Linked DNA regions of Mus musculus: regions 2 and 3 are each linked to region 1. Evidence: chromatin loops called from intact Hi-C (ENCODE). Cell type or tissue: left cerebral cortex. All regions are shown on one strand.

What was found. Hi-C counts contacts between places; a loop is a spot of excess contacts. Peaks named below come from ENCODE experiments on the same cell type or tissue, not always from the same donor. Only the 100,000 strongest peaks of a DNase experiment are listed, where the experiment ranks them.
Region 2: a loop joins it to region 1, with 3 times the contacts of the local background. A loop is called at or near these places in 2 of 42 quality-filtered maps.
Region 3: a loop joins it to region 1, with 4 times the contacts of the local background. A loop is called at or near these places in 5 of 42 quality-filtered maps.

The regions. Positions count from the first base shown.
Region 1 is chr13:36,729,634-36,737,633 of GRCm38, forward strand. Nrn1 (neuritin 1) reads right to left here and starts at 4,844. Exons shown (of 3, transcript NM_153529.2): 1 at 4,603-4,844; 2 at 474-618. The coding sequence starts at 4,657. Gm30177 (a long non-coding RNA gene) reads left to right here. Exons shown (of 2, transcript XR_382190.4): 2 at 1-2,289. In left cerebral cortex, a CTCF peak has its summit at 4,577; DNase peaks (open chromatin) are centred at 865, 1,547, 2,110, 2,606 and 8 more places; H3K4me3 peaks cover 6,712 bases; H3K27ac peaks cover 7,567 bases.
Region 2 is chr13:37,192,299-37,200,298 of GRCm38, forward strand. No RefSeq gene overlaps it. Among named protein-coding and RNA genes, the nearest start is that of Gm30600, 53 kb to the right of the region's middle. In left cerebral cortex, no CTCF peak of the experiment used is centred here; a DNase peak (open chromatin) is centred at 4,999.
Region 3 is chr13:36,115,742-36,123,741 of GRCm38, forward strand. Lyrm4 (LYR motif containing 4) reads right to left here and starts at 1,616. Exons shown (of 3, transcript NM_201358.2): 1 at 1,334-1,616. The coding sequence starts at 1,419. Fars2 (phenylalanine-tRNA synthetase 2 (mitochondrial)) reads left to right here and starts at 1,902. Exons shown (of 7, transcript NM_024274.3): 1 at 1,902-2,264. In left cerebral cortex, a CTCF peak has its summit at 3,032; DNase peaks (open chromatin) are centred at 1,165, 1,884 and 2,097; H3K4me3 peaks cover 2,352 bases; H3K27ac peaks cover 1,811 bases.

The DNA of each region.
Region 1 (8,000 bases):
CACCCCAATTCTCCTTAAACCAGAATCAACTGTTCAAGAGTCCTAGGCAGGCTGCCCACTCACAAGAAGAAAGATTGGAGATTATCTCAAAGGAAAGATTTTTGTGGAGCAAGAAACTGCTAAACTGCCACTTTTCCTGGGTCCAAGCCTGTCCTGGTGCAGGCCTGTAAGGGTGGAAAGCTTATGGTAGTGGAAGATTCTCTTTCTTAGCCTTCCTCAGGCCACCGAATCCCCTTAGATAGTGCAGACTTTAAACCAGGGAACTGAGCCTGAGGGCAGCCTTGGCCAGCAGGCAGAAAGGCACAGATGCCAACCAGCAGAATATTGAGCAAATGGGGCTGGGGGTCGAGAGGGGAGGAGGTGGGGGTGGGAGGAGAACGAGGACAGAAGATGAGGGTGGGGAGTGAGTGGCATGTACTCTGACCTCAGCAGAGCCAGCAGAAGGGAAACCCAGGGTCAGAGAGGACACTTACGTGCACACGGTCTTGATGTTCGTCTTGTCGTCCAGGCCCTGCGGGTAGTTGGCCATGCTGTCGCCCAGCTTGAGCAAACAGTCTGAAAAGCCCTTAAAGACTGCATCACACTTGCCCGCTGCTCTCACGGCCTGCACCAGGTAAGCTGTGGGGAGGAGGGACACCAGTAAGCATCACCGCCACTCTGCCCCACTACTGACCCTAAGGCTCCTTGGCGTGGTCTCTTTTCTGATCCAGCACTGTGGCCCAGGATGACCTATTTGCATTCGGTCCACCTCTGGTGCAGATGGAGGGATCCGAGGGAGCGTGGGTGGGTGAAGAGGGATAGCAGGGAGGTGAGTCCATTTATTTTTCTCCAGCCCGCTCCCAACTGCTCTCTATTTCTTTTTCTGTTTTCCTCGCCCCCTCTTCTCACCTCCCTCATCTCCTTTATTACCCTTTTTTTCCTCACTCCCTCCTTGTCTCTCAACACTTCCTCCAGCAAAAACCCTGTCACGTCTCGCGGTGCAATCTTCCATTTTTGTGGTGGCAGAGGAGGTCTGAGAAACAGTGTGCTGGGGACGAAAACGGGCCTGGGAAAGGTGGGGAGGCTGGGGTTACGCAGCTGAACTAAGCGCCACACCCCCAGAATAGCCATCGGGTACCCGGATCTTTGCCAGGAGCTCAACAAATAATTGCTGAATGAATGAATGAATGAATGAATGGTCTTTGGAAGACCACAACGGCCAAGGGAACAGGATATTATTATTATTATTATTATTATTATTATTATTATTATTATTATTATTATTACTGTTATTTTTATTCTGATTGCCCAGCTCGGAGTCTCTTCTTTGTGAAACTCTTAGGTGAATACTTCCTCTGCACCTCTAAAGAAGGGCAATAAATGTCAAGAGACCTAGTTGGGATGAGGATTGGTCTCAGTAGCTGTGTGTGTGTGTGTGTGTGTGTGTGTGTGTGTGTGTGTGTGTGTTCCCGCGCGTGTGCGCGCGCGCCCTGTTTTCTCTTTGCTTCTCTGCATCTCTCACCTTTGCACACCCCTTTTATATCTCTGGAAACAGCTAGGTCAGACCTTTCTTCTCAAGGCTGCAGCCAGGCTGCTAGGGGCCCAGCAAGCTGCGGCCTAGAACTTTGGCTCGGACAGGGATGGGGTGGGGGCTGGAGATGGCACAATCTGTGGCAGAGGTGGTGGGGGAGAGAAGAAAAAATTTCAGGCCACACTGAGGTCTTAGCTTCCATACTCAAACCAACCAAACTCGGAGGCGGTGAATTTAAGAGCTGCTAGGTTCCGGGAAGGCCAGCGCAACTTAAACTCCATTTCTTCCCATCTAGTGGCTAACAAAAATCCCAGGGTACCCGAAGGGCTAGAGAGAGGCGCAAATCACCGCTGTAAGGGCGGGGAAGGGGAGACGGTGAATTCCAAAATGGAAGTGGGCCATGGGCTCTAGGGGGTCTGAGCTCTGGCCTCTTCTGCGTCCATCCCGGGGTGAAAACTCCCAGAAGGATAGATCACCTAGCACCCTCAGTCTCAGTCTACCTGTCTCTGAACATCAAGCTACTGCAGACTCGCGGGAAGGTGACCCAGTCAGCTGCAGACAGCCGAGAGCTGCGCTTGGCAGATTGCAGCAGGAAGAGCTAGGCGGGACTAGTGCTTTCTAATCCGGAACGGGAAGCTCTGCGGAAGGGAGCGAGGTTAACTTCCACCTTAGCTGGGGCAAACACACAACCTTCCATAGACCTATACCGATTTCACGCCGATTTTAAAAAGAAGAAAAAAACCCTTGGCACTATAATAAAAGCAAAATTTAAACACCGACACCGTGTCTTATGAATACATAAATCGTTGTTCTACTGTAGCTCGGCCACGATGAAAGAAATCGCATTAAGCTTCCTCTATAATGTATGTTACAAACATGCCTTTGCGAGAAGAAAACAAAATGCAACCTAGCCTCTCTGGCCGCAGGCCCTTCCTCACTCATTGCTCCTCCCCCTTCCCCCAAAATCAGCGTTGGATTTTAAAAGAGGGCTTGGGGCTTTCTGGAGGCGGGAAGCTTTCCTGTCACTTTATTTTTTTTCCAGGCGTTGCTGGAGCAGACCCCGCAGGGCGCATGTGTGTGAGCGTGTGTAAAATACGAATTCGGGAACAGTTCTGTGTCTAGAAATTGTGGCTTCTAGAGCTCTTGCACTGGAAAGCCGGAAGCAGTGCGCGGGACAGAGGGTGCAGGCACCACACATCGGTCGAGTTCCCAGTCCTTTCTGAACCCGGTTTCTGTAACCCCGAGACAGGCAGCCGGCCTGTCTCCTCTGCATCCCCATCCAGTGCGGTTTCCATGTTCTCATTCATTTCTTGGACCTCTCTCATTCATCCCAAACTTCCTCATTCGTTCTCCATCCTCTACTTCCCCGCCCCTCCCCAACCCCCACGCTTCTTGCCAAATGTCAGTAATTTGGGACAGCTTCTATCCATGAATTAATAAAGACTGAGGCTCCAATGGGGGGCGGGGGAGAAAGGTAGATATTTAGGAACATACATTTTAATTCCACTATGAAAATTTTGGTCATCTTCAGGCTGAGGTTCATCAAATGCATCTCTCCTGAAATTACTGTTTCATTATTTCTATTCTCATCTACTAGGAAAACAGAGTCCCCAAACATCCTCCAGGTGAAGTCCCTATCTTAAAACATTAGCTGTTTCTTAATCTATGAACATTAGTCGTCTAACTGCAAAATGCCACACTCACTTATTTCTAACACTTACAGCATTTGCTGCCCTTGGGATCTATGTCCTAGGATGGTTGCAGCTCTTTGAACTAATGTCAAAGGCACAAAACCACCAGATGCAAAGCATTAAGTCATCTCCTAAAATTAAAGGAAAAGGCAACATCCCGGTGCATGCTCCTTGCTTTGCAAAAATCCCAGTTTCTGCAAAACAATAAACAAATAAACAACCAAAAAAATCCCCCAAACAAATTCTCAAGAATATGGCAAATGCATATGGACCCCATAGAAAGAATCAGTTTTAATGCTCCGAAAGCCCCAATTTCTCTATATTTCTTATGAAGAAAAAATGTTAAGTATTTCTTCTCTTGTCCCACACAAATTCCCTGACGCACCCCTGAAATGCTGCAAGGATTTGTCTGTAAAGAACGCTCCAGCCTGGCACGAACAGTTTTCTCCATCTGCAGAATAACCACTGGGAGACTTTCTATTTTTTTCCTTTTGTCCATTCTATTAATAAGCTGCTTTAATTTCCCTTTTCAGTTACATTAATTAATGTTTCCATCCAGTATCACATAAGCGGATTCACTAGTACTTAAAACATTTGCATTTTGGATGGAAAAATATAAACTTTAAAAAAGCCTCCCAACAGTGTAGCTGAGACTCACATTCCTTAACATGAAATGGGGGGGGGGGCTAAATAAATCCATCCAATAAACCGCCACAAACAAAAATTACAAACCCACGAAAAGACAAAATGCGAACACGTTAAACCACTTTCCTGTATAAAAATAATAGAGATGCTAATCTGCCAAAAATCACAGACACACATGACCCTGAAAAAGTATATCAGTGAATATTTGGTTGATTTATCCTTCTCGGAGTAGTCTGCGGTGCCCGGAGCAAACGCTGCAGCTAAGATCTAGGGGGAGGGGCGGAGGAAGGACAAAGTTCTAAATGCTGCAGTTTGAGGGCAGCCTTAGAATATCTTTGCTTTCTGCATATAAACTTTTCAGCCCTAGCTACCTAGGCATCTTATTCCTCCCTTTACCTTTTGACCCCTCAAGATAGTATCTTGCAGTATAACAGGGGACAAATGCTACGAGCGCTCAGATCCTGTTTTAACCCCAAAGAGGGAGGAAAAAAATGGATGTGCGCTTTGGAGAAAAGGGAGAACCCCCCTTGGAAAACAGCCGGTCACACACACACACTTCCCTGCAAAAGAAATCACTTTCTTTAGGAAAACCAAACCAGAACTCCTTCCAGAGTCCCCAAGAGCTAATGCCCCGACTCAGGGAGTCTGCAGGGTTTTCTGCAACCAGCGGCAGACCCTGGCCAGCAAGTCCCCTTAGGCGCCTCTGGGGTAGGCAATCTCCGGTCGCCTACCAAGCCGTACCGGGCGGCCACTTACCTATTTGCACCGCGAGGATCAGTGAAATATATCTGCCGTTCAACTTAAGTCCCATCCTACGTTTAGTCAAACCATTTGCGACCGCAGACCTTTAAATAGTTAGTTTAGAGAACGCGGGGGAAAGCTGAAAAATAGGCATTGCCAACAAGTTCCGGGAGCGACAGAGACTTTATGCACTGGGAAGGCAGAGGGAGGAGAGAAAGAGAGGGAGCGAGGAAGAGACAGAAAGAGAGTGAGAGAGTGAGAGGCTGGGGGGGGGGGGGGAGAGCTGGGAATGGTTCACTCCATTAGGAGGGGGCGGAGGAAGTACAGCCTCACGCCCACGAGCAGGCCTGACGTGGGGGATGACACGGATTGATTTTTTTTTTTTTTTATAATATAGACACCTTGGTAGAGAATCACCATTTATAGTCATAAGACTCTGGAATTAATCAGATATCTCCAATTAATGTGCGATCTCAACGAAATCTCGCCTCTCTGTAGTGACTGATTTTCATCCCAGTGGCCACCCCCGCCTCCTCGTTCCAGGGGCCCCCAGCCCCGCCCCCTCCCTGCGCAGAATCGGGGCTCCCTCTCCTCTCCCCGCCCCGGAGACGGGGAGTCCTGGTGCGCCCACTCGATTGTTCAACCTGCTCCCTCCTTCACTGGCGCCACAACGAACCCAGACACTTCCAACCCTGCAGAGAGGTTTGGGGAGCTTTGGGCCCAGGGAGGACAGAGGGGAGAGACTCCTCCGGTCCGAATCACCCTTCTCTCGCCCTCAGTGGGGTGCAGACCCCCTCACTTGCCTACCCTAGTTTTCTCTCCAGCCCCACAGTTGAGCTCTAGGCGCAGCCTAGAGCGCGTGAGCACATAACCCGGCCCCCCAGCACACGCACACACTCACAAAAGCGCACGCCCGGGAGCGCCCCCGAGCTCGCCCGCACACTCCGCACGCGAGCGCGCGTACACACCCAGGCCCCGGGGGTTCGTTCGGCTCGCATGGGGGCCCCCAGAAATAGACTCTGCGTGCCCTCTTGTGAATGTCACTATTCGCGACGCTCACCCACCGAGGGGCATCTATACCAGGCATAGAGACACCTATTTTAGGGGGTTGGAAAGGCTGTCGGGCAAGAAGCCTAGGCTAGGGTAAATTTCGGTTTCTTGTGGTTTACAAACTCTTCGCGCTTTAGGAAATTTCCAAGGCAAGCTCTGGTGTACAACTCCTTTCTGGGGCCTCCTGAAGTCATCTGTAGGGTCACACTGACATGTTGATACACGCACCCACGTCCATCACGTACACACCCAGACCCACACACACCTGCGCTCTTTATTTTATTTTTTGATGATCCAGCACTGACTGCAGTAAAGAAATATCTCTTCAGCTGCGTTCGTGCAAGGTCCTGTAGTGGATCGTGTAAGATGGAAAAATAATCAGGGCTACTTCTTAAATGAAATTAAGTTTTGATTTTTTTTCTCCTTTTCTGCAATGCACCACACCCTCTTTCCCAGTCTGAATTCTAGCGTCTTTAATCAAATGTTGATGGCCGCATTGGCTAACTGTATTACTTGAGCCAATGAAGAGATATGCGAAAGGAGAAAAATAAAAGAGCCTTCATATTTTATAAGACTGCAGGGCGACCGCGTAAGGCTAGGTTAGTGGCAGAAATGAAAGGGGATTAGGGAGACCGGGCTTCCGTTTAATTTGCCTTTCGAAGCCCCTGCACTGGGAGCCCACACAGTCAGCCATCTGTGCACACAGACGGAGAAAGGGAGAAAAGGGTGCAAAACTGGGGTCAGGTGACGGGCGGTGGAGGGACTGAGTAGGACCGCGAGGGTCTTGAGGCAACTAGAAGCTGAAAAGCGCGCACCGAGGGGACCCAAGCTTGCAGCCCTGCAGAACTGCAGAACCAGGGCAAGCTGCCACGGCTGTAGGGGCGGAGCCACGTCCCTGCCCCTGGTGATGTCAGTGGTGGGTGGGCGGGGTAGCGGGGGCGCGCTTTCCCGGTGTCCAGGGGCCCAGTGGCGGGGCCAGGAGTTTCCTGCCCCAGTGTTCAGAGGCTCCCAGAAAAGCAGAAAAGGTGGGCGGGAAGGAGGCGGGGCGAGAAGGGTGGCGAGTGGGGGGGGGGGCGTCCCTCGGACCCTCCCCCAATGCTCTCCAATGGTAGAGAAGGGGCTGGCAAGGGGCGGGACCTCAAGGTTGGAAGCTCTTCCCCCATACTCCCTTGTCCCTTCAGGGTTCCACGCACAGGGCCACCGGTTTCCCCATCTTCCACCCACGTCCGTGGCTCTGAGCCGAGTCCTCCTGTCTCCGCTCCAAAGTCTCAGAGCCTGAGTACCCGGGAATTTACATTTCGTACCCTCAACGTCCTTGCCTTCTCCCGCTCACGCATCGGGACCTTCTAGAACATTTTCAGTGGGTGCCATGGGATCTTCCCTACTACATCCCTTCTCACTTAAAACCAGAGGCTTCAGGTGTGAGGAAGCTGCATTGAAAAACTAAATGGAGCTGAGTGAATCGTGCGCTCAAGGCGTCTGCAGTCCTGCGCGCCTGCGTAGATTCTGAACCCGCTGTTCCTTGCCACCTGGGTGCCTGCTGGTCCTTCCCTTTACACTGGCCCCCTCTACTTCCTGGCCTCCCTTCCCTGGTACAAGGCTTAAAAAAAGTGAAGCAAGAGTCTGGCAGAGGTACAGTCCATAAATAATCCGGGAGAATGAATAATTGAAAGCAGATGCTAACGATGTTTTTGTTTTTGAAATTTCTAACCTTTAAAAATCACAGGTCATTCTTCAGTCTAGGCCCAGGAAGGCTTTGTTTCTTCCTATTTTTAACCGAAGGGAAATAAAAGCCAAGATCATGGGCAAGGATGACTGAGATCACAGGGCAGTATTCATGGTTGAGGGTGGACTGGAGGTCATTTCTTTTATTAATTTGAAAAGCCTATTCATGTCATACTTAGCCCTGTCCTTCACATGACCTTGGGCATCCCTGGGAGGTTTGGGGTTTCATTCTCCCAATCTGAAAACGAAGAGGACAGGTCTATGATGCGATTTCCAGAGGATCTTCAACTCTACCTTTTTATGAATTAGAGCTTTCTTAGAATACCGTGGACATGTCTGTAAGAGGGGACGTCCAAGCCAAAGTATAATATCTAAGCAAAAAAATGTCTGTCATAGATCAACAGGGATAAAGATGGTTCCCCTTCCAATAACTAATTTTCCTAAATGCAGTACAAAACGTTTAAAAAAAAAAGAGTTCTTGGTGCTGTTTGGGTCTTCAGGCTGAACATGAGGAACACCAAATGTAGGTGTGTGTAAATGACAGGCAGGCAGAGTTCCTTTCCCTGAAACACCCAGGTTCTCTCTCAATTCAGGCTGGGCCACCACTCCAGTTTGGCTGAGCAGTTTATGAGCTGAGT
Region 2 (8,000 bases), 460 kb after region 1:
GAGTGCCCTACACTCTCTTCAGTTAAGATTGAGGTCATGTGACCTGGGTCTCATGTGGTACAGGCCACATGTTTTGGCTGCAGGATAGAGATAGACTCTGACAGAATAAGATGTTAGCATCATGGGACAAAAATCTCATTGGTTAAACCACTGTGGTCTGTTGCCAATTATTGTGAATAATAAGCTATCTGAACCAATAAATGTTCAGATATATGATAATAAGCTATCCGGGGCTTTATTAAATATTGACTAGATGCTATGTTACTGCTATTCTTTGACAAGTCAGTCAAGGTCGCTGCTCTTAGAGGAGAGGCCCTCAGTTCTTCATCCTTGAACACCTGAGAAGTATGATTTCTTTTTAATTTAATTCTTTTTTATTTTTTTTTACTTATTCACTTTATATCCCTCTCACTGCCCACCCCTGCTACCCTACACACAATCCTTCCTCTATTCTCCATCCTCCATCCCCCTCCTTTTCTCCTCTGAGCATGTGGGGGACCTACCCTGACAATTCAAGTGAGTTCAAGACAAATACACATACACGTGCTCACACATGTACACACACACACACACACAAGCACACATGTGCATGTGCACGCACACACATACACAGGCACACACATGCACAAGCACATGTACACTCACACACACACACATACACACACACATGCACACACACACACACACACACACACACATCTTTTAGTGCTCTCTTGATGCTTTTCTAGATCTCTACTTTAAACAAGCGTGGCACTTGAACTATCCGCTTTGCTTTAATTTTCATTTAATGGGGTTAGTTGGCACCATTTTTTACCCCACATGTAAATTTCAGCAGAGCACATTACCCTTCTAGTTATTTTTACATGATAAATTTTCACAGTCAGCTTAAAGCATAGAAAAGCGTCATAATCTAGAAGTGGTGCAGAATGCCATTTATCTAATGATCAATTGTGAATGTGATTGGAATTCTAGACTTCTCCCTTTTCCTTCTACTCAGATCTGTGGGGAGTAAGAAACCACCTGTAGGAATGTAGGAATGGGGAGCTGTCTGCTCCCTTACCTTTTTATCCTGCAGAGTAAGCGTCTGGGAAGGAACCAAAGAAAAGAGTAAGATGTTCTTTATTAATCTCTGTGTGTTTCTGTCTCTCTGTGTGTGTCTCTCTCTCTGTCTCCCTCTGTCTTTCCCTTTCTCCCTTCCTCTCTCTGTGTGTATCTGCATGTCTCCTTCTGAATCTGTCACTATCTCTCTCTGTCTCTCTGTCTCTCCCTACTTCCCTTTCTACTCTTTTTGTGTCTTCTTGTCTCCTCTGTCTCTGTCTTTGCCTCTCCTCTCTCCCCATTCATGAGTGTGTGTGTGTGTTCTTTAGAGAATCACACTTTCATTAACTATCAAACATATACCTATCTCCTTACTCCTTTCAGGATCCTTCCTTACCCTTTAAGCCTAGCCCTTTACCTCTGTCCTTTTTTGTGGGCTGAACTTGACCTGGACTGAAGTTGGCCCATCTTATTTTCCCATACCTGCCCCATGCAGAGCACCTTAAGTCTCCTCAGCCTCTGGAAGTATTCAGACCATTGTTGACCAGCAGCAGTGTCGTCTCTATACAGAACTACTGGGCTAGCCAATCTCTCACCTTTCAGGGTTTTCAGGTCATACTCTGTTGTGTGAAATGTCCTGGGAGAGATGAACAAACACCAATTCACCCTGGTTAGGATACTAACAATGGACAAAGAAACAATTCCATCTGAGTGACAAACTCGATGGCTAACCACTAAGTTCAGTGTGGTTACGGACAGGCCCTTGAGTGACTCAAAGTCAATGGCATTGCTGAAGCCTGTGCCCCTAGCATAGCTGTAACCATTTTGTTCCATTCCAACCAGCTATTTTATACCATTGCTGTAATATGCCTGTAGTCATTAACGAAAAAAAAGAAAAAAAGAAAAAAAAAACCTTTACTCAGAGCAGGGTCATGCTGACCACATACCCTGTTATGTTCTTAGTGTTATGAGGTTTAGTAATCTTATAAAATCCCACAACTATAAGCTTCATGTAGGACCCATCAAATTAAAGATCAGTATGAACTGTTATGTGTAAAATGGTGTGAGTCAGGATTGACTTCCACCACAGGCACATGAGCTCATGATGGGTTTTGAGGGTTTAGCCTTAATGAGCTGGCATAGAAAAACTGTTGGGGTTATAACCTCAGCCCCTGAATTCTGAGCTATAGCCATGGCCAGTCAGTCTTAGGGGGTGCATTCAATAAAACATCCCTGTCTAACTGAGATCAGTGTTTGTGTGGTTTGTGGGCCAAGTCTTGGACCCCAAGAGGTATCACTGAAAAGCCCACCCTGGCATGAGTGACTACATCCCAGGAGCACAGCTTTGTAGGCAGATCCACAGAAGTGATTCTCCTTCCCCAAAAACTTGAGGGAGGGGGTAATTTCTGAATCTCTTAACTTCCTGAGCTTCCTGAATCTTGTAAGTTTTCTGAATCTTACGTGTCTCCCCCTTCCACTTAAGGAAGGAACGTTTCAATTCTTAAAAAAATAGTAGACACAAACATTGGTCCAACTATTTCCCAAATTGTAGTGATAGCCTAAGAATTTATCAAAACTACCCACATAAATTTAAGTTAAAGGAGATATATGTAGTTTTAGAGGGAGAAATTAACATTCTCCAGTAGCCTTCTCTAAAATCTCCTTCAGTTCCTCCTTCCCTCTCCCACTTCCTTCCTTCTTTATTCATTTCCTTCCTTCCTCCTCTCATCCCTCCCTCTCTCCCTTTCCTTTCTCTTATTTTCTCTTCTTTCTCTCTCTCTTCCTTCTTCTTTTTTCTGTTCTTTATCTCTCTCTCATATATATGTATATATATATATATATATATATATATATATGTGTGTGTGTGTGTGTGTGTGTATATAAATAATTAATAAGCAGCAAAAAAAAAATCCCCAAATTTTAGAGATATCTTAAGAATGCCTCAAAACTACCTACATGGATTTAAGATAAAGGAGAAATACATTATTTCTGAGTGAGAAATTAACACTCTTCAGTAGCCTTCTCCAAAAAATCTCCCTAAGTTCCTGCTTGCCTCCTTTCCTTCTTTCTTTATTCTTTTCCTCCCTCTACCTCTCCCTCCCTCTCTCTTTCTCTGTCCCTTCCCCTTCTCCCTCCCTTCCTTTTGTTCTTCCTTTCTTTGTGCAGAGGACATCTTGCAAAGGTTGGTTCTCTTCTCCTAATATGGAAGTCCTGGGAATGGAACCTAGGTCATGGAGCTTGGCAGCAGGTGCCTTTACATGTTGAGTCATCTCACTAGCTCCCTAAGCTTCTGATAACTTTAAACTATTAGAGGAATAAACAAGCAACAACACTAATCATTTGTACAATGTAGGAGACACAAGAGTCACAGAGATTTTAAAAATTTTTATCTGCCGGGCATGGTGGTGCATGCCTTTAATCCTAGTACTCAGGAGACAGAGGCAGGCAGATTTCTGAGTTCGAGGCCAGCCTGGTCTACAGAGTGAGTTTCAGAACAGCCAGGGCTACACAGAGAAACCCTGTCTCAAAAAACCAAAAAAAAAATTTGTATGAGTGTTTTCTCTGCATATATGTCTGAATTATGAAGTTCAAAAGAAGGCATCAGATTCCCCTGGGACTGGAGTTAGGAACAGTTGTGAGCCACCATATTGGTGTTGGGAACTGAACAGCATCTTCTCACTCTTCTACAAGAGCAATAAGCGTCCTTAAATGCTGAGTCATCTTTTAGTCCTAGGTCATATGCATTTATAGCATCTCCTTTTTACATATACTCCACTCCCTTTGGAATCTCTTATCAGAGGGTTACAAATAATATTCTATTATTCAGTTAAACATGCAGATCAACTTTGAACACATCTGGAAAGTTCAGGGTTTGGGTGAGGGAAAATAATTTGTTGTTCTTACTTTCATGCTGTTTGGTTTTAAAAGTCGGTGAGTTTTGCTATAATAATTGCTTAATAAAACTTGCCCTAGAAAAAAAATTGTTACAATTCAATTTGTTTTTCCTCTTGGGAATGTTTGTATTTTTTTAATTTATTGCCCAAATAATGAGATATAAATATTTTAAAACTGATTTTCCTACAAAAGCCTTTCATAAAATCAAAGGTACAAAAGAGATAACGTTGAACAACTCCCTCAAGACCATGACTCACTACAATTTTTATGCAATTAAAGTGAGGAAGTAGCTGGCCATAGGCATTGAAATCTTTAACATTATCTTAAAAGTATGTCATAATTCATGTAAAGACTCTCAGGTCTTCCAACTGGGCAAAATTTCTCATGCTGCTATTAAAATCCTTGGACCAATATGTCAAAATTGTCATATATTTAATAAACAGTACCATTTTTATAGAGCAAAGGTATTTATTTTAATATTCCCTTACTGTACATGCAATGGAGCACAACAGATGTTCACAGTGTTTTTCACAGCATTATCTTATACCATCTTTGCCTTATGCCCCTCAGGTTGATTCCCTGGGGTAACCCATCAAGAAAAATCTAGGTGTCTAGTCTGACTGTTCCATGGCTTGTCCTATCAAAAATCTGCTCAGCCTAAATGCACATGGTGCATTCTAACTTAGTAAAGATAAATTCTTGCTCCCACTTCTAACTTTGGAAAGGGGACAATCATCCATCCTTTTTTACATAAGGAAGAGAAAAATATGAGTAGACTTGAGCACACATTTTAATAACACTTTAGAATAAGAACAAAATGGCACCCTTTCAACTGGAATCCTAAGAACTAATTTACTGAATATGGTAAGCCAAAGTGATGTCATGGACCATTACAGAAGCACGAGAAAGCAGAAAACTCCACTTTAGCTGCCCTCTTCAAAACTATAAAAAAAACCTCACTGCTTTTTTGGTACATACACCCCCACTCCAGTTATGACACCATCTTGGTTTGGTGCTAAATGTCTTCTCAAACCACACGGCTGTGGGTGAAGACACCAGATCTGCCTCCCTCTAGCTTCCTCCCCAACTTTTTGGGGATGACAACAGTAGACAGGGGTTGGTGAGATGGGTGTTAAAACTGAGCCAAGTCCTAAATTCACCCAGCTTAGAAAATGTATGTCAGACTTCCAGCTGGAGTGAAGCTTCAGTAACACAGCCTGGGAGGGGGAAGGAGACTCTAAGAGCAGAGTCGGCAAGGATGTAGTTCATCCTTGTTGAGACAGATACTTGTAAGTTCCACAGGAGGTGAGGAAGCCAAGTTCTAGAAGCAGAGTAGCAAAGTTGGACTATGTAGTGGGGGAGCTTCTCTAATTATTAGTGAACATTTGCATATTGGGTAAATCCTTCACAAAGCTCTATCTCCATAATCAGTGAATGGTTTCCTCAATGAGTGTTAGAATAATCTGGACTTTTTGATGACTGGGTTGGTACCCTTAAGCAAGATTACAGAAGTAAGGTCAAGCATGGTTCAGCACTCGAAAAGTGGAAATGGGTGGATTGGTAATATAAGGTCATTCTTCATTGTTAAATAAGTTCAAGGCCAATTTGGGATGTGTGAGATTCTAGAAGGAGCCTTTGAGATGAGGTTTCCAAAATTTCATTAGGATTCTTGTGGTCACTAGGGTTTAGGATCACAGGCAGAGGCAGGGAAATAGAAGGAAAGAAAGAGAGGGAAAGGGAGAAAGGAAGGGAAGGAGGAATTAAAGAAAGGGGGGGGGGGCAATCCAACAGAGGTCAATTTGGCTTGATCCTGTAGGTGAAGCTATCAAGATACTATGATCACATCTCAGATTTTAATAGGTGAGAAAGCTAAAGTTCTGATATTATTGTATCGGGTACCATCAAAGACTGCCCCAGGACATAGTTTGGAGGGGTGTGCTCCAGGCCCTTGAACTTTTCCAAACATGCAGAGAAAGCATGGATGAAGGTATCAGGGAGGGCCTATGGGTATTGCCAGGGAAGGAAAGGATCCAAAGTGTTACGGGCTTGGCAGCCACAGCATCTACTCTAGGAGAGCCACACGATATAACAGGTTCAGAGGATGCTTCAGGACAGGAAAGGAACTTTGTCCACAAAACACTAGAATTTGTGTTTATCTTTCTGGCAAGTTTCTGAGCTGCTCCTCTCAGCATGAGATGTAATTCCCCATCAGGGAAAATTTAGAGATATGTTCTGGCCATATGGCACTGTTCCTTTGTTATGGCTCTCTCTCTCTCTCTCTCTCTCTCTCTCTCTCTCTCTCTCTCTCTCTCTCTCGTGTGTGTGTGTGTGTGTTGCTTACTAATCTGCTTCCCTGGCTTGCTCAATCTGCCTTCTTATAGAATCCAGGACCACCAAACCAGAGATGGCACCACCCACCATGGGCTGATCCCTCCCCCATTGATCACTGATTGAGAAAATGCTAGATATCATGGAGGCGTCTCCTCAACTGAAGCTCCTTCTTTTCTGGTGACTCTACCTTGTGCCAAGTTCACATATAAACCAGCCAGTTCAATATCTAAACATAATGAAGCACAGGAAGAAAAGACAAAACAAAACAAAACTCCAACACCTATACTCACACATCTATCAAAATTAACTTGAGAAATCAATGGATAGAAACAACATTTTTAGCTTTATTAATTTTTTCATGGTACTCAGGATTTATTTTTTTAGTTTGGAAGTATCAAAATAAAAGGTGTTTTTATTCTAACCACAAAAATATAGTTAGAAAAGAAACAACAAGTTATTAAATGTCTACTCTAGAGAAATACAAAATAAATAAGACATGGATCTCGGCCTTGGATTCTTATACACTAAGGAAATTAAACACACACTCATGAAATAATTCAAGAGGATGAAAATGTGCAAGTGAAAAATAATTCTGGCAGTAATCCATAGAGGTAAACAAGTCCTGAGCAAAGCAAACAACCCACCTGGGAATGACAGAGCCCTAGTCTGATGCTGGAAACCCAATCAGAGGCTAGCCCCATGTCTCTAAGTGCCAGTCCCAAATTTAAGTAAGTTGACAGGTAGAACTGGAACATTTTTCCATTTTTAAAATCTGAATTTAGTTCTTTCCTCTGGTTATTTGCAAATTACTTTCAGTAAAGTTTATCTTTATGGGAACAGGGCCAAAGATGGAGGGGTGAGAGATGACAGAGTCACATAAGGAATCCCAGGAAATCTGACGGAGAAGACCAGCATCAGGGTACAGATCTAAGTTTATTGCCCAGCCCATAAACTTATGTACAGTGTTTGAGCCAATCCCAAGCCTCTAAATCCTTGGCTATTTGTACCTCACCACACTGTGCTCCAAAGAAAGTCCCACCTAATGAGGTAACTCACAAGGGGATGGGGAATCATCACTTGTGAGAATTTCCGTGAAAATGAGGAAAGCGGCCATTCCCTGGCCTCCATTCCTTTTAGATCTAATACCATGTACTGAAGATCAGGACTCTTTGAGGAGTAGCTGGAGGCTATATTGTCTCGTTATCCATCCTACTTTTTTCCTCAAAGCTGATTTCCACATCTCCCACATAGCTTAGATGCTGGAGAGTTCATTTAAATGATTTCTCTTTCCAAGTTTATAGAGGAACTGTGTAATTGTTACTTTGACTTTTATGTTAATCGGTTTTCTATTATTGAAATAAAATGCCAAGAATAACTGAGGATTTCTTATAATCTTTATACATTTTTAGATTCTGTGTCTGTATGTGTGTTTGTGTGTGTGAGAATGTGCAACGGCATGTGTATGGATGTCAGAAGATAACGAGTGAGAGTCATTTTTCTCCCACCATGTGGGTCCCAGGAACTCAGCTCATAAGGATCATAGGCCAAGATAAGCTCTTAAGCAGAAAATTATTTACTTGGCTCACAGTTTTTAGGGTCCCAGTTGCTAATCAGTCAACCCTGTTGCACGGGTGAGCCACCAAAAACTAGATGAAATAAGCGTATGGTGAAATAAAATTACTCACTTCATGATCAGCATGCAAAAAAAAAAGAGTGAGGAAGAAACTGTTCCCAAG
Region 3 (8,000 bases), 610 kb before region 1:
AATATGAATTACTGCTGGGAAAGTTGGTGCATCTGTTCACAGACTAAAGTAGTGCATAGCCGGACGGGTAGCTCAATCCCTAGAGAAGGGTGCACCTAGAACCAGGTCTGTTTCAGGAGTTAACTGCCAAGACACCCAGCCCATGCCTGGGCAGCTGTGAAGGACAGCTTGTTAAGTACTTGAAAGACTTGGGAAATAAATGAAAATAAGCAAACTGTCTGGAGAAAATGAGCTGGTTTCATCAGATTCTTATTCTTAGATTCAATCTCAAAGGATTCAGGTAATTAATCAATAAGACACCAAATATCAGAAAAACCCTAAAACTCTACAGAAATGTTGGGTCAGAAGTTTCAAAGAAGCAGAAACTGTGAAGGTGGAGGTTCTGAGGTAGAGTTTTGTGTGTGTGTGTGTGTGTGTGTTGTTTTGGTTTTTTTGAGACTGGGTTTCTCTGTGTAGTTCATGGTGGCCTCGATTTCAGCGCTCTGGCTGCCTGTGCCTTCCCAGTGCTGGGGTTAAAGGTGTGCACCACTACCATGTGGCAAGGAAGTATAAGGGACTCATACAAGTAGGGGAATAGGCCAAGCAAGGAAAGAAATGGGGCAGAGTTAAAAATGTAAGTTTTAGTGCATTTAAGTGAGGTGCACGCATAGTAACTCATTAACATACATTTTATAACTTAAAATAAATTTAAGTTTTAAATGTTTTTGAAGAATTGATGCTCCTGTCCTCTTGTTATAGGTCCTAGACTCTAGGATCTAGCAGTAAGATTTCAGTTTGGCGAGGCTGGATAAACTAAGAATTCAGTTTTTAAAGGCTTAGCAACTCATTTTACCTTTAACATGAATATGTAGCCCCTCTCCACCATCCTTTAGTAAGAACGTATCTGATACTTGGAACCAACGTCACGAATTAAAACACTAGTGAAATGAAAGGGGGCCCTAGAGCAAGCCTTCAGTTTTGTGTCCACGTGGTCTAGACTGCCTGCTTCCACTCTTGTAATCTCAAGGCAAGATATAGGTATGCCCTAAGTTTCCTTGTCCTAGCTTCTCACTGGTAGCTTCGCGTTCATCACTTTGTACCGCAGAAACAGGACACTGTTTAATGGTCCTAAAGCCCCTATGTGGGTGTCAGTTCAGGGAAGGTATCCCAGCATTTGAAGGGCAAGTCCTTGGCTCCTCCCCTCCAGGGCTCTGAGGGTCACACCTGGGGGTGGACAGTTGCACGTGCGCGTCATGGGAGTGGAGCCTGTCACTTTCACAGGTTGTGGCCGCCTGATCCGCGACCCCCGCAGACAGAGCTGGGCACCCGATTCCCGGCCCTCCCCCCGGGTCACCTGTAATTGTAGGCGCTGAAATGCTTGCTCTCTCTCATCATCGCCCGGTACAGATCTAAAACTTGTGCGCGGCTGGAGGCTGCCATGTTGAAAATAAACAAAAACAAACAAACCAAAAAACACCCTAACAACAAAACCAAACAGGTCCTTCTTCGTAGAAGCCCCAAGTTTAACTGAACCCAAATGTCAAACGATGCAAAAAAAAAAAAAAAAAAAAAAAAGCACGCTGGAAGGCAGGAGAAGAGAGGCTCCGCCTGGCTCGCGCGCGGCCTGGCTCGCGTCCTGCGCGAGAGGTGGCGCCGCAGGCAGGGCGGCGGGCAGCTAAGGGGTGGCGCCCGTGTCCTGGAGGCTCCGCGTTCCTCACAGGCTCCTCGGGCGGCAGGAGGCCGAGCCGTCCAGCCCCAGGCTCGCTCCTCGGGAGGACAGTCGCGGGCTCGAACACCAGGGCTCAAAGCCTCCTCCGCCTTTCGAACCGCCCGGGGGCGTGGCCGAGATCCCGGTGTCTCCTGACACCACGCCCCCTACACCTGCCTAGGCCCCGTTGCCTGGGTTACGAGCCGCGCTCCCCAGCCCTGCCCCTGCCCGGCTCGGCTGTCTTTGGCGCTGCCTGACCTGCTGTGCACGAAAACGAGGGTGACTTTGCTTTGGATCCGTCTGGTTGGCAGCCTGAGTTTATCAGTGTCATCGTGACTGGGGGACGCAGCGCCAGTGGTGCGGAGGTAACTAGCTGGCGACTTCCTGGCGCACCGGCTTGTCTTTGGGCGAGCGGCTCAAGGGACCTAGGGCCCTGGCCTCTTCCCGTCAAGATGGCGGCGCCCAGCGCGCCCAGCGTCTCGGTAGCCAGAGGTTAAGCTCAGTGACGGCGGAGTGAGTGTGTGGCCGCTTTGCGGACTTCGAAACGCCCGCGTTTGGTTTCCCCGGCGTACGCTGGGTGAGTGCTGGCCTTGCTGCAGAGTAGAGGTGTCAGGTCGCCGACTGTTATGCACTTTGCATTCGGCTGTGACTTCCATTTCCGGGATCTTCACTAAGGGGCTACACTATTTTTTGTTTGTTTACTATTTTTTCTTTCTTTTCTTTTCTGTTTTTTTTTTTTTTTCTTTCCTGTTTTTGAGACGGGGTCTCGTTTTGTAGTCCAGACTGCCCTTGAGCTCCTGGTCACAGATTTCCCGGTGCTGGGATTAAAAGTGTGGGATGCACTACTGTTTTTGTTAAGAGCACGGTTTTGTAGTGCGTAAACATAAATAAACAAACAAGCACATAAATAAATTAGATGTCATGATTAATAAGGGAACCCTTAGGACTTTAGGGGATTTCCTAGACATCATTTCAGACCCAAGGCAAAAAGAGGGTTTTTCTCAGCTTTTAGCTATCACGGACCAGCTTACTAAAGTACTTAAGTTTTTGGGTTGTTCCTTGATCTTAGGACTGTGCGAAGAGAAGCTTCGAATAATTCTGGTTCTTGTGTTTGGAACTCACTCGTTAGTTTTGGAATATTGTTTTATATTAAGATGGTGCAACAAGCCACTACCTGCAAATTCTCTGTCCCTAAATACAGCAAAGAGTCATTTTAACGATAAGACGGAAGTCAATTTACCATGCCTTATCATTTGTTTTGGTGTATCAAGCTTTCATTCTCTATTCGAAACAATCTGTGTTTTTCTGGATCACATGTTTGCAACTTGTTGTCCTTGAATCTAAGTATACCTACTCGTCTTGATGTAGTGGCAATCAAAGGTATTGACGATACAGTGCTTTTATAAAAACACTCTTAAGCCCCTGTTTGATTTTTGTCTTAGTCAAAATAGATTTTTAAATTTCAAATTTAATTTTTAAATAAATGGAACAGAACTTGCCTTTTGTTCCCTTTCTGTTTGTTTGATCAGGTCACTGACTCAAGTTTAATGGGATCCATTAATATTTTGAGTTTTACTTGCAACTTTCTAAATGGCTGACATCTGTAAAGTAGGTTTTCCCCTTGTTGCAGAGTCAGAACAGAGCTGTGGTCTCTTGAGGTAATAGAATATTGATTGCTATTGATAATAATGCCCCAGGAAAACCTACACATTAAAAGTTACAGGTAGACAAAATTACCAGAATGAGAAGGAAAAACGTTTTAAATTACTTTGATTTGTCATAAAAGAGTGGGGAATATGTTTTAAATGTATTTTACTTTCATCTTGAAAGTGAAATTAGGATAATTACTGTATGCAGTTGATGCCTAATTACAAAGGAGTTAATTACTAATGTGTACAGTAATGTATCGACCTGGCTTATCTTTGTGTGATCAAATGCAGCTCATAGAATATGCAGAGTTAAAATAGTTTGGGCAGTAGCTTTTTCAGTTAAAGAGCAGTTGAGATTAGGAAACTGATAGCTTCTTAGTGTTGGGGAAAATTAGTCAGGCTATGGATTTGGACTTTGTACTAGCAATGAACACAATCGACTAATCTAATGTAGAGTTAAATCACAGTAATTAAACATTTTTCAAGAGGTCCTATAACCATTTCAATAGCCAACTTGTAAGCTATTGAGTAGATGATTATGTTGCTGCCAATGACATTTTCTGTAAAGGCTTCCGGATCACATTGTTGTGAGGATTCTAGCATCTACTTTGTTTGGTTTTGGATTTGCTGCTTGATTCTCATGCCATTTTGTTTTTCCTTTGTTCAAATCAATTGCTGTAACATGGCATTAGTTAATGCTATTCCAAGTCTCTCCCCCTGCCCCCTTTCTTTTCTTTCTTGGCTGTTTTGGTGCTTGCTCTGTAGATCAGGCTGGCCTTGACCTGAGAGGTCCACCTGCTCCTGCCTCCTGGTGGCGTTCCCCTGTCCCTGGATGTTGCCAGGGTAGAGAAACATTGAGCCCTGAGAATTAGGGCCTGTTAAGGTGGAGGTTGTGTTTGGGTTGGCTCTGAAGGTTCAGATTCAAGCTGGGCCCTGAGACTTTGGATGCACGGGCGTGGAAGGGCCTCCTTTGAAGAGGAAGCGTTCCTTTCATCTTGGGCAGAGTGGAAGGGAGACTTTCCTGAGGCTAGAGAGAAAATAACTGTAGCTTAAAGACTACGGTGGGGAGTGGATTCTTTCCAGAGCTGGGGGTAAGGCCATGCATCGAGAAGACACTAAGTGATCTGAACCCTCATGTGATCTCAGTCAATGATGCCACAAGCTGAGAGGGCACAGCTTGTCCCCTAAGGAAAGGCAAGCTGAGAGAGTAGATGATTTAGCCAGGATCAGACAGTTGAAAATGGGCTGTCGTGGCTGTTAGCTGAGGATGTATTCTGTCTAGCTTGCTGTCATACTTCATACATACGGTCTTCTGTGCCAGCTCCAGGAATTTGACCTTGAAATGATTCCTCCTCTCCCCTTCTTGCTCTCTCTGTCTCTCTTGTGTTCTTTCTGTCTTTGTAGGTCTCTCTCTGTCTCTCTCTCTTTTGTTTTTCCGAGACAGTGTTTCTCTGTGTAGCCTGGCTGACCTGGAACTCACTCTGAAAATCAACCAGGCTGGCCTTGAACTCAGGGACCTACTTGCCTCTGCCTTCCAAGTGCTGGGGTTAGATCTGCATTATTCTCTGCCTGTCTCTCTGTCTCTCTCTCTCCTCTCTCTCTCAGTTGTTTGCATTTACTGTTTGTGTGCTGTGGTGTACATCTGGAGGTTAGAGGAGAACTTGAGAAAGTTGGTTCTCTCTTTCTACCATGAAGGGCCCAAGCTTGATCCTAGGTTGTCAGGCTTGGCAGCAGCTTCTTCTTCTTTTTTTTTTTTTTTTTTTTTTTTTTTTTTTTTTTATAATGGTAAATTTTAGTCACATTGGAATTTTAGTTTGGTTACATCTGCACATACTTGTAAAACTAACTCCTCTGTAAAGTAAATTCTATAAGTACTAACTGAAACTCTGAAGTGTTTTTGCACTTTTTCTTTCTTTTTTTTATGGTATTAGTTACACTTCAAGAGAAAAGGTTTGGTGTGTCTGTGTGTGTGTCTGTGTGAGGGAGAGGAGAAGGGGGAGGGGGAGGGAGGGGGAGAGAGGGAATTTCTATAGAGCATCTGTGGGGAAGGGGGAAGAGAGAGGGGGAGGGGGAGGAGGAGTGGGAGAGGGAGAGAGGGAGAGAGGGAATTTCTTTTTTCTTTCTTTTTTTTTTTTTTTTTTTTTGGTTTTTCCAGACAGGGTTTCTCTGTGTAACCCTGGCTGTCCTGGAACTCACTCTGTAGACCAGGCTGGCCTCGAACTCAGAAATCCACCTGCCTCTGCCTCCCAAGTGCTGGGATCAAAGGTGTGCGCCACCAAGCCGGGCGAGAGGGAATTTCTATAGAGCATCTTTTCAAACAGGCTTAAGGAAATCTTTACTCTTTAGTGGTTAGGTTCTTCAGCTTGTGGGCAACAATGATGAAATTTCCAGCCAGTTGTCCAGAATTTTTATTTCTTTTTGTTTGTTTGTTTGTTTGTATTTTGAGACAGGGTTTCTCTGTGTAGCCCCGGCTGTCCTTGAACTCAGAAATCCGCCTGCCTCTGCCTCCCAAGTGCTGGGACTAAAGGCGTGTGCCACCATGCCTGGCTTGAATTTTTATTTCTTTAAACCAAATATTTTCTCCTTTTGGAAAGAAACCATGTTTTCTTTCCCAAAGTTACCATTAACATGAGGATTCTTTGACAGGCCAATATTCTGTTACCAAGTATCATCATGTTTTTATTACTACATGTGAAGGGTAGCTATTATTATTATATTTTTCTTGTATATGAGAATGGTGCTCTAGTCAAGTTAGCATAATAAAGTATAATAGCTGTTAACTTATCTGGCTTATTTTCTCTTACTTATCTGGCTTATTTTCTCTTATTTGAGCTTTGCTAGTCAGTTTACTAGTATCCCATTTTAGTAATTTTTGTAAAGATGAATTTGAACTTGTGATTGACTCTTTAGAATGAGGACTAAGAGCGTTCACTTCCTGTTTATGCCTGTAAGTCGGTTGTTTACTGAAAACACTCGAGCGTTGTATGCTGACTTTGTTAATGTTTGTTAATGTCAGTGGAGAAATCCTACCTCAGAGTCTTAGTGTACTTGACACTTAGTGCTCTGCATTATTTCTACTTCTGTGGATCAAAACCTGGGTGTTCAAGGCAAGCCCTCTCCCACTGAACTATTCCTTTAGCCTGTAGGTCTGAGATATCACAATAACTGATTTCTCAGTAGGATAGTACGTGTTTGCAATTATGCTGGAGACTCTGATTAGCCTGAGTCCATGCATAGAGTTCATGCATGCTGTCTGTGCCATCGCAGTGAATACTTCTATGTGATTTAATATTTCATAACTTACTAGCCAAAACATTTATTTGCTGAGCATAATAGCAGCAATTTAGCTTGGTAAACTTGTTATGTGTGTGCACTTGTTAGCTTGAATTAACTAATAATGTTTAAGAGTAATAAGAGCCTTTGGTGAAATGGATTACAGTAATATTGGCAGACAGTACTATGGAGTTAGGTTTAGTTAATGAGGATAACTTTATTGGGAACATTATCTTCATAGTAATTCTTGGAGGAACGTAAGTTAAGAAGTAGCGCTATTGGAGAAAGCTTAGCATGTAGCACACTCTTTTTGAAGTTTTTGAGGCAAAGATTCCATGTGCCAGCATTCTGTCACTTAAACAGTATACATGAAATAATCTAATGATAAAGAGGAGAGGTTTATTTTGCCTCATGACTGCTTTAAGTCTATGGAGGCATATCATATAGCATGAGTGCCTTAGTGTTACTATTGCTGTGATGAAACACCATGACCAAAGCACCTTGGAGAGGAAAGGGTTTATTCTTAGCCTTTGCTTCTATATCCCTGTTCATCATTGAAGGAAACCAGGACAGGAAGTCAAATGGCAGGAACCCAGAGGCAGGAGCAGAGGCGGTGGAGGCGTGTTACTTACTGGCTTGCTCCTCCTGGCTTGTACAGCCTGCTTTTTCATATATACCTGGGCAACCTGCCAGAGGGTTGGCATCACACTTCTAGAGCTTGCCTGGGGGGCTATCCAGCCTGACCTTTGATGCCCTTCTGCTATGAACCGCTGAGAAGAGTTCTCAAGTGCTCAGTTGTAGTGTTTTCTCATTATCTTTTTCTGTGTCATTGAGAGATATGTTTGGAAATAAAATGTTTGTTGCAGGGTCAGTCTGTGGTATGATATGTATAATTTTCATTACACTGTAGACTGTGATTTCTATGATCCTGTGTCTCTCTGGTACACGGCAGCACTTCAGGATGTAGTCTGAACTCTCAGCAGTGACTGCAATCCCTGGCCAGTTCTCTAGCCTGTTCCATCCATTACTATTTTCATATGTGCTTTTCTATTTCTTTTGCACGTCTTTCCTTTCTGGCCCATACCTAAGCTGGGGCTAGGCCAGCTACCTTGAATTCTCTTCCTTCTAATCATAGTGAAGAAGTTACTATGTGAATGTACCTTCTTTAATTGAAGCAGATCTCCCACTTTGATGTGCCTCAGAATTGTGAAGTGCCTTTTCAACTGAGAGTGTCAGGCCTCGTCACAGACAGCAGAGTCAAGCAGATTCACATCTTTTTAGTAGTTTTGTTGATTCCTGTGACATGAGAGTTCAGAGTCCAATAGAAGTCCAGATGGTTTGAGTGACATTGCTAAAGACCTGGTTTTGTTCTTTTTCCTAAGAAGTCTTCT